2 separate regions of the Homo sapiens genome follow, and region 1 is linked to region 2. Evidence: chromatin contacts called from ENCODE Hi-C data. All regions are on one chromosome and are shown on one strand. The core of a region is the stretch at or near the end of the contact, and the rest is flanking DNA. Distances in the headings are between cores, read along the strand shown.

Region 1 (5,508 bases), core at 2,334-4,833, 340 kb before region 2:
GGTCATCAGTGCCTGGGAAACCTTAACCAGATTTAACCACTTTTGGGGGTCTTGGTTATTGTGAGGATGTTGCCAAGGAGGTAACCGGCTGCTTGTGAAGAAATCTTACAGCACAAAACTGGATCACAAGCTCCATGAGAATAGGATCTTTGTCTTGTTCTTTATTCTCAGAACCTGGCATGATGCTGGATATACAGAGCTCAATATTTTTCAAATAAAAGTGGATTCAGCATTGTGTAGCATCCAGTACACAGTCCAGACTCTGGACTCAAACTGCAAACCCAGATTACCAGCTTTACTGGAAACTCCCATGAGTTAATTAGTTTATCAAAAAAAAATTAACAAGGAAGAACTTCCTTTATCCACGATGCCCAGTTCTTAGTATTTCAGCACCTAAGAAGCTGAAAGCTGGACTAGGTGCCAAGTGGTGGTACCTCCGCCATGTTGGTTCTAGTAAGCCATCTTCACCTCATCTTTGCTTCTCCAAACTGCATTTCTCTAAGTTCTCAACCTCATCCATTGCTACATTCTTGGTTTACTTGAATTATTATTCCTCATTAATCTAGATAATCATTCCCACTGAGGTAGTGATGTTTACGGATTTAGAATATTTTCTTCCTTTTCATCCTAAAAGTCCATTCTCAAGTGGCAACCCTAATTTCCCTTATTTCTTAGTTCTTGGAGAGAATGGGACTGTTGTACTCATGTAACTCCAAAATTGCCCTGAAGGAACTATCAATTTTTTCATTTTCAGCATTAATCAGAGATCTTTTCTTAAACAATTTACTTCTTGGCTCTGTCACAGTGGTACTCTTTGGTCATCATTGTTATGATGGTATTCAGACATTTTTTCCCAGGATTTTTGTTTTTTTGTTTTGTTTTTGAGACAGAGTCTTGTTCTGTCACTCAGGCTGGAGTGCAGTGGCATGATCTTGGGTCACTGCAGCCTCTGCCACCCGGGTTCAAGTGATTCTTGTGCCTCAGCCTCCCCAGTAGCTGAGATTACAGATGTGCACCACCATGCCTGGCTAATTTTGTATTTTTAGTAGAGACAGGGTTTTGCCATGTTGGCCAGGCTGGTATCAAACTCCTGACCTCAGGAGATAATCCCAGTCTTGGCCTCCCAAAGTGCTGGGATTATAGGAGTGAGCCACCATGCCCGGCCTTTTCCCAGGAGTAAGTGTAGTTTCTGAGTGTCTTACTTTCAGGCTTATAAGAAAGCATTAATCAGGAAAGATGAGACTCGTGTAGGAGGATAGGGCAGGTTGCTTTGTCCTGTGAGTCATCTTGACCATGTTGTGTTAGAACAGCCTGAAGATATTTCGGGAAAATGAAAAAGACCTCTCCATCTATTTGAGTCATGCAGGCATGAAATTCATTTTACTTTCTTCAGAAATTTAAACTCAAGCGAAGGTGCTAAATTTCATATAGTTACACTTGGCTGAGATTTCATGCTACATACAAATTAGTGTAAACCATATCAAAAACATAATGTTCAGTATCAATCAATCTAGGTATGATGTTTACATTTACACACTTGAGTTGTTGAACCCAGGTGTGGGAACTTACACTTTCATTTTGCATTCTGTGAACTTTAGTCAAGCCTGTTCCTCCGGCTGACTAAAATCTTTTTGGAACCTAATGCTGCCATCGTTCATAGTCCTAAACTTAGCTTTTTGTCTCATACATTTTGATATTCAGTCTCTTTCTAACTGCATTTAAGTTATTGGAGGGAAAACGTAAACAGGATAACACGGAGGACAGATCCCTGCAATAGATCTCCCAAAATCCACTACCACCTTTAGAGTTGCTATTCCCATCAGATTTTTCCTTTTGAATTCCAAATGCCTGTGCGCAGAAATAAGGACAACAAAACCTCTTTTCAACCAGGAGGAAGAAAGGAAACAAGTATTTGTTGAGCAACTGCTACATATCAGGAGCTTTTGGGCTAGATGCTTTATGGTAATTATATGCTATCTCATTTAATTTAATCTTCATTACAATGCGAAGAGAATGCTATTATTGTGATAGATTTATAGGTAGGTAAACTGAGGCTACAGAAAATGCAATAATTTTCCAAAGGCCATTTCATGATAATTGAAGGAGCTAGGATTCAAACCTAGGTCACCAGGTGCCATGTTGGTCCTTTATGTCTCTTTAGCTCACTCAGCTTCTTTCCTTCAAACTTCATTGTCCCTCAGACCCTTCTGAGAGGGTTATCTGCTCCCTGACTCAGCAGGAGAGAGCAGCGAGATAAGGTTCAGGTAGCGTACGTACACTCACTCCAGTAAGACATCCCTAGTGGCCATATCAGGACTCCACACAGCTGCTACCATTCCCACTGCAGGACTTTGCATACCATTACCTGGAAGTGCTTGGGATCCTCCAAGTACTTCTATTGCTTCGCATTTTTTTCCATTTGGAGGATAAGCCTTATGTCTGTCATGATATTCTGTGAGGCAGAGTTTATTCCTACTTCTTTTCTTTGAAGCTGTTTTTACTCCTCCTCCTCCTCCTCATTCATCTCTTATTCTCAGCCTCCTCATCATTCCTCCTCCTTCTCCTCTTTCCTCCTCTTCTCCATTCAACTCCTCTTCCCTTCCTCTTCTTCCTTACCATCCTCTTTCTTCATTTCTTTTCACCTTCCTCTCCTTGCTCCAACTCTTTTCCCTTCAACTCTTCCTCCTCTTCCTTCTTGTTGTTCTATATCTTCTTTTATGTTCCCTTCATCTTTGGCTTTGATGGTCTTCAGTGGGATCATCACTATTTTGTGTAACATGGGACACTGTTTATTCATTAATTCAACAAATTCTTCCGAGGTGCTCATTACATACCAGGATTTGAGCTTGGTGCAAGGGTCATGACAGTGAATGAGGTCCCAGCACTGTCCTGGTAAATTTTTGACACTTGTGGAAAGAGAGACAAGTAAGCCATTGGTTAGGATGTTGTGCAATGCAGGCTATAACAGGTGGAAGAGAAGGTGCTACTTGAACACACACAATGACTCTTTAAGTCAGTTTTGGGGTGTAGGGGAAGTAGTGAAGGCTTCCTAGAGGATCTGATATTTAAAGTGAGACCTAAGCGCGCAGATGCTTCCTCTGTGGAGAGCTTTATACTTACTGTTAGTTCTAAAGACACAGCTTCCTTTTTCTAACACTCTTGTCTCAGCTTTGGTTACTTAGACGTTATAAGGTTCTTGATATCTTATTGTATTTCCTCTAACCCTGCTACAAATTCTTCATTTTTTCCAATGTGTTCAACTTTGAAGAAGCATCCCTCTGTTCACTCCACTTCTCCTTGAATACAGCATTGAGTTGCATTATTGCAAACAGAGCTGGTTCTGACTTTTCCTCCCACCCCCTAATACCACAAATTTAGTGGTAGAACCACAAGTAGAATTTCCAGTGAAGAACTCTCTACTAGATGACACTGAATCAAACCTAACAGTGCTATCAATTAAAATTCATGTACTCTGTTGCATAAACAGGCGATTACATAAGTTGTGTGCTGACGGAGCAGTGTTGAGACACGCTGTCTGGCAATTGGTCTCTCTCGTTTGGTTGCAAGTTTCAGTTTCCTGGCAAGTCTTGTTTCGCCGTCCATCTGGTACAAGTGAGCACAGCAAGACAGCCAGGGTGAGCAGAAAGCCCACAGATACAGGAAAAGGTACTTAGCTTGCAGGTGATGTCAGTTCTTTCAGACAACTAGTCACTTTTTCCTTTCTGAAACTAGATTACAACCTATTTGTCTTTGGAGAGTTGACTGCTAGTGACACTGAAATTTTGGCTTAATTTGCAGACTGGGATGATGAGCATCTATTTTAGCTTCTTAGGGACATGCATAGAGCTGCTTATCTTGCTTGGCACAGGACATAGTTCTACTTTACATAAAGGTAACCACTAAGATTGGCCTTACCAGGGAGGAGAATAGAAAGCTGCCTCTGAGAAGTGCCAAGCTGAGACCCACACTTACTACATTCTATCCAGGGCCAGTCCTGCCTCAGCCACCAGCACCAAGGTTACTACAGCCTGAGTTTAGGTCATGTAATTTCAGTCTCTTTGGCAGCTTCATTAACTCTGAGTTCAACTGCTTCATCTGTGAAATGAGAATAATAACATTTACCTTGCATGATTGTTTTAAAAATTAAATAATTTCAGGGCATACATTAGATGTGCAATAGATATTCCATTTATTATTCATGGAATGTTTATTGAGCATCTACTATGAGCCAGGCACTGTGTTAGGTATGGAGTCTTGCACTTAACGTGATTATAGGTAATCTCATGGAGGAGACAACAATTTTTTACAGATAATTATACTAAGAATGCAATCGTTACAATAAAAATTAAGAAAATAAGCAGAGGAAATTAGTTGCTGCCACCTCTTAACCTTAGGTTCACTGCTAAATTCAAAATAAATTAGAAGTTATAATCTCTAAATATATCATGAGCAAGTAACATCATACTTTGGCAGTTCATTTCTTTGCAGCAAATTGGAGCCATTACATAATGGGTTTTATGATATATACCAGAAAAGTTCAAAGAGGGGTCTGGTGGATGATCCTTTGTTTTGCTTACATCCAAACCAAACAAAGCAACTAGTTAACTCAGCAACAAATCAACCAACCAACAGACATAAAAGAATTAAGCAGTAAGATGTTGCTAACATTACAGAAAACAATTGCCTTGACCTTTATCACAGAATCAAATAAAAATGATGAGAATAACTGATATTTATTAAGTTCTTTTCATACCCCAACTCCATGCTAAGCACTTTCCTGTATGTTCCTATTTATGCTTCATAATTCTTCCAGATGTAGTTTAATATCCATATTTTATAGCTGAAAGAATTAGTTAGAGAACAACTTGCCAAAAGTCACATTGTATAAAAGAGGCAAAGCTGAGATTCAAGTAAAGATTGTTATAACTGAAAAACCTGGTGCCTTAACCAGTACACCATAAGCATTTATCTAAAAATAAAATTACTTATGAACCAACTTCAGGAAATATTAAATTCCCACATTATGAATAAATTCCAGATGGATAAAATATCTCAATATAAAATACAAAATCACATGAAAATATTAAAATAGAAGAGAAATATTTTTATACAAATATAGTGAGTGAAGAAGCCCTTTTAAGTATGGTATAAAGCCCAAAAATCATAAAAGAAAGTAATGACTGATAAGACTAATTAAAACGTTAACTTTATTTACTTCAACAAAGTTAACTTAAGTAAACTTAAGTTTACTTAAATAAACTTTATTCACTTCAATAAAGGTGAAATGATAACTGAGAAAAATGTGTAATCTAGATAACAGACAAAGGATTAATATCTATTACATATAAAAAACCTAAGCTAATGAAGAAAACAGTGAGCTAATAAGCTAATAAAGAAAACCAGTTAAAGTAATAATAAGAATATAACTATCATGGTAAAATCATTAACTTTACTGACAAATAACAAATTAGAACCATAAGGTTGTATTGCATGAGACAGAGAAAAATA
Region 2 (4,857 bases), core at 1,718-4,217:
TTAATCAATGGTAACATAATCCATGCAATGTTGATTTAGAAAAATAATTTAACCTTAACTAAGACTTTTCTGAAGGGAGCAAAAAAATTCTGAATATTAAAAAACACCCCTTCTAATATTTTTTTCTCCTTTTTTTAAAAGAGGAGTTTGTGTTTTTGGATTTATCTTTCTGACTTACTGATTTTTAAGTACTCCTCTGGTGGTGTGTTGAAAAACAGATCCTAAAAGTTTGCATCCAGAAGCTGACACACACAGAAGATACTTGTTGAGAATTTAAGCCCATTTTCACCTTGATGAATTTCTTCATGCTTGGATGAATCTTGGCAGACAGCAATTTTCTTGAATAAAGAAAGATGTAGTTGGTATAGAGATGCAGTCATATGAGGAGTAGAAGATGAAGCTTGAGATGGTTTTTGGTTTTTTTTCCCAATAGGGTAACAGATCTGCACTGACTTACTCACTTTTATCCATCTAGTTTCCTTTGTGCCCAGTTCCACTTCTCAGACATGACTCAAGAGATGCATAATTTACTTTAATTAAATGACCAAGCTCCCTCCTTGTTGTAGCTCATAAACTGTGAATATTGGTTACACCTGTTAACATCAGCCGCAGAACAAGTCTGCCCGTCAAAAATGTTATTATTTCATTGGGTATTTAAATGCCACAGAATTTGAGGAACTATAATTAAACATGACAATGTTGATTTTTATATTTGGATTTATAGGAGAGAGAAAAGAACTTTAATTCACTAATAAAAATATAATCTGCTCATATCCTCGAAGAATTCTTTAAAAATTCATTATGTATTTAGCACATAGCATTTAAATACATGTATTTTGGGGGCAGGGAGAATCTGTTATTTATTTACAAACATTTTTAGAGATTCTAAAGGTAAAAATTACAACTGTGATTAGAAGGCTCATTCAGAATTTATTGACACACAACTCTGCTTTCTAAGATGGTTCAATGTTTAGAGGCTGGAGGACTGGGCAAAAATAGTAATCGTAATGAATAGCTCAACTCTAGTTTCATGCACGTGCAATTTATTAATGGGGCCTAAAGTTGTAAATTTGTGATGAATTAACAAATAAGTGACATGAGAGGAAATGATAGGGGAGGAGAGAGGAAAGCATTGGGTTATTTCAGAGAAAAGTAGGCAGAGAAAGGCAGTTTAGGAGGTGACACAAGAGGGAAGCCTAAGGAGAGAGAACTGGATGGAGCTTCCCAGGTGATGACAGGGTTGAACTCCAGGGCTATACCCAGCTGAGCAGGGAGAGCTTTGCCTCTTCAGGAGACTGGAAGTTGGGGAAGACTCCAACAGGCTTGTGGTCAGAAGCTCAGGAGACTGGGAAGGAAAAGTGAATTTCTGAGGAGTCCTAGTTCATTTCATTAATTTGTTCAATTCTTTAACGTATGTTTATTATGGACCTACTATGTGCCAGACGCTGTGCTAGCTGTTAGGGACACAATGATGAACAAAATAGGCATAGTTTTTTACCCCATGAGAGTTAGAGGGTGGTGGGGAGAGTCATTAATCAAATGGCACAAACACATGTAAAATTACCATAAAGCGGGTGATACAGAAAGGCGACTGGTGTTAGGATAGCTAAAAAAGAGGGATTTCACCTGGTCAGGTGGGTCAGGGAAAGCTTCTTAGAGAAAGAGGGACTTGGGCTGATGAATGAAAGGTGAATATGCCAGGCAAAGAAGAGAGGGAGGAGGCTTCTAGGCAGAAGGAACTTCCTGTGCAATGATTCTCTGAGAATGAAAGATTAACAAAGGCCAATGTAAGTAGAACAGAGTGAGCCAGGAGGCGCAGAGTGAGAGAGAGGCCAGGGCAGGGCCATACGTGGAGCCAAAACATACGGGGCTTTGTAGGTCATGCTGAAGAGTTTACTTTTGTCCTCAGAGCAATGGGAAGTAATTGCACAGCTTTGAGCCAGGAAGGGAAAGACAGGTACTAGGCCCCATCCTCAGTGGAATTAGGTAGGTTTGGGGTGGGACCTGAGAAGTACATTTCTAAGGTTCTTAGGTGTCAGTGCCGCTACTTCAGGACCACAGTCTGAGAACCTGGCTTTAATTAATTGATATTAGAGTGAGTGAGAAGCTGGGGGAAATTTTAGGAAGGGTGCATGCATGCATAGGAGTGTTGGGATTAAAATGAAGCCTATTGATTAAATAGTCTCAGGCATAAATTGGAGAAACTATTTGTAAATAAGCCTTTCTTATAATTACCATTTGTAATAGGTATCAAAGACAAAGCAGAATGAGGCTCTTGTACGAATGCTACTTGATGCTGGCGTCGAAGTTAATGCTACAGATTGTGTAAGTTTATACTTTTAGCCATTTTGAAAAAATATTCAAAATGGTATTTGTAGGTAGCGTATTTGTCATCTGTACAGTTGCTTTATTTTCCTAGACAATTTTACATTTAGTTTTCTTTTATTTTCTCCTTTTTTTTCCCACTGACAGGCAACCTTGAGGTTATTTATATTCTGCTGAACTCATGGGAATAATACCTCTATTGATTATAAAGCATTTTTAAAATAATTGGCTTTAATGTTGTTGAGACGTTAAGGAAAACTAAGGCTCCGATAACAAAATACCAGCCATAATAGTTAAGAAGCTGGAGTGAGAATGCCCATGAGTAAACTCTGGGCTTGCCACTTTTTACTTCTATGAGTTTGAGCAAGTTGTAAACTTATTTTACTTTCAGTGTCCTCATCGGTAAAATGGGGATATGGATAATACTTATCTCATTGGGCTTGTTCATGTAAAGCACTTAGCACATGCTCAGAATGTAGTAAGTGCTCATTGAATGGCAACAGCTGCCACTGCAGCCAAAATCCCAACCCACTGATGAGAGGCCCCGTGTGCAAACTACAGATAAATAAGACAAAGGTCAAAGAAAAATCCCACTGATGGTAAGAGCAGTGATAACAACAGTAGCAGCATCCGCTCACTTCTTCCTGTTTATGAGCATAAGGTGTTGTTTTCACTTTCACCTCTGTGCTCTTGCACTCATCTTTCTTTCTCAATGATCACAGAAAGACAAAAGTTTATTTCTATGGTGTTTTGCTTATGGTGATTGAATAAAATTTTGGATTCCCAGTTCCTTATTGAAAAAGTAGGCAAGTGGAAATTTGATTCCAAAATACTAACATTCTATTTGTGATGCCTAACATATTTTACGTGTGTGCACATCTGTGTGTATTACCATTGTTTTATGATAGAGACCATGGCCCCATTCCTGTTTCTATCAATTATTTACATCATTTCGGTTTTGCCTATGCTGGTATCATGTTTAAATGCAGGCAGTTGTGTGTGTGTGTGTGTGTGTGTGTGTGTGTGAGAGAGAGAGAGAGAGAGAGAGAGAGCAAAAGAAAATAACTTTATGAAATTTATATTCCCTTTTATTTCAAATAGAACTTTTGGATAAATTTGTATTGACAGTTACTGTGCATTACCATTTCTTTAGATAGCTTTGAAATATATTAAGTAAGAGATTATTAAAGATGAAGTTAAAAGTTTGTTGAAGGTTTTTCTTGGTCTTTTCATTTAAATTCAATAGATTTAATATTCCTGCCTGTGACCAAAATTTCTCTAGGATATTTTCTCAGCAATTTATGTGTATTTCTCTCTCTAGATAGAGATATTGCATTCCTTCAGCTAGGCACAGTGACACTAGCCTGTAGTCCCAGCTACTTGGAAGGCTGAGATGGGAGGATCCCTTGAACTCAGGAGTTTGAGACACATGCAGGTACACACACAGACACCACTTCTAATACCAAAATTTTTTCAAAAACTATCTGAGTATTAAAATCTACTTTCTAGGTAAGACAGTGTTTTGTATTTTTGGATAATTAGACTCTATTTCACATGACAAAATTCAGAGCCAGAACTTCCATTTGTCATGCCACCACTTAATAAAAATAAATAATTGCAACATGATCTCCTATAATTTTAGAGGTGTTTCTAGGGAATGGGATCCAGAGCTAAACCTGTCTTGATAGCCAAAGGTACTATTTCTTCACTCACCAGCACCATGGTTGCTTGGCTACTTTTCCAAAGGCCAAATTTTGGACACTAATGCCCTAGCTATAATTTTTTTGACCTGTAGTGTTTTAAATTAGTACCAACAGAGTAGATGCACTAGCTTATAACACATAATATAAGCTATAACAAATCACGTTTGGGAAATGTCTCTGTAGAACTGCACTGATCTTGCAGGTGTCCTGCAGCAAGAGCACCCGACTTCTTCAGTAGGAATCATCACCAAAACCATAGAGGATAATGTTTATGTAAAGGGCCATGTGGAGACTCTTTAAGGGAAAGATGGTGACATGATCAAGGTGATGATCACCGAGGCATATAGCATGCGACAAAGAAACTTTGGCACAATTCAGCATCAGCTTTTTTAAGTTGCATTCTTTAGAACAGAAAATGGAAAACAAAAAGGCAGAGATTGATGGCTTATATGACACTAACATACATATACATTGAGACAGAGAAGAAATTTTTTTTTTTTTTTTTTTGAGACGGAGTCTCGCTCTGTCGCCCAGGCTGGAGCGCAGTGGCGCAATCTCGGCTCACTGCAAGCTCCGCCTCCCGGGTTCGAGCCATTCTCCTGCCTCAGCCTCCGGAGTAGCTGGGACTACAGGCACCCGCCACCGCGCCCGGCTAATTTTTTGTATCTTTTAGTAGAGACAGGGTTTCACCGTGTTAGCCAGGACGGTCTCGATCCTCTGACCTCGTGATCCGCCCGCCTCGGCCTCCCAAAGTGCTGGGATTACAGGCGTGAGCCACCGCGCCCGGCGAAAAATTTTTTAAGTACTAGAAATAGTTGTCTATCAATGG

What was found. A loop is a pair of places that touch in the nucleus more often than their neighbours do. Pooled maps may share reads with other maps.
Region 1: a map with no recorded cell type shows a loop between it and region 2 (9-fold over the local background). The contact joins two enhancer-like sites. A Hi-C loop is called at or near these places in 3 of 37 single-sample maps with no recorded cell type and 9 of 50 pooled maps.

Annotation. Positions count from the first base shown.
Region 1 is chr10:89,161,891-89,167,398 of GRCh38, reverse strand. No RefSeq gene overlaps it. Among named protein-coding and RNA genes, the nearest start is that of CH25H, 43 kb to the left of the region's middle. RefSeq lists an enhancer at 3,771-3,820. Within about 2 kb of position 3,583, at least 9 of the 41 ENCODE cell types and tissues checked have a DNase peak (open chromatin) inside an H3K27ac peak, as active enhancers do.
Region 2 is chr10:88,823,506-88,828,362 of GRCh38, reverse strand. It overlaps ANKRD22 (ankyrin repeat domain 22), which reads left to right. Exons shown (of 6, transcript NM_144590.3): 4 at 2,248-2,325. Among named protein-coding and RNA genes, the nearest start is that of LIPM, 23 kb to the right of the region's middle. RefSeq lists an enhancer at 2,939-3,028. Within about 2 kb of position 2,967, at least 5 of the 41 ENCODE cell types and tissues checked have a DNase peak (open chromatin) inside an H3K27ac peak, as active enhancers do.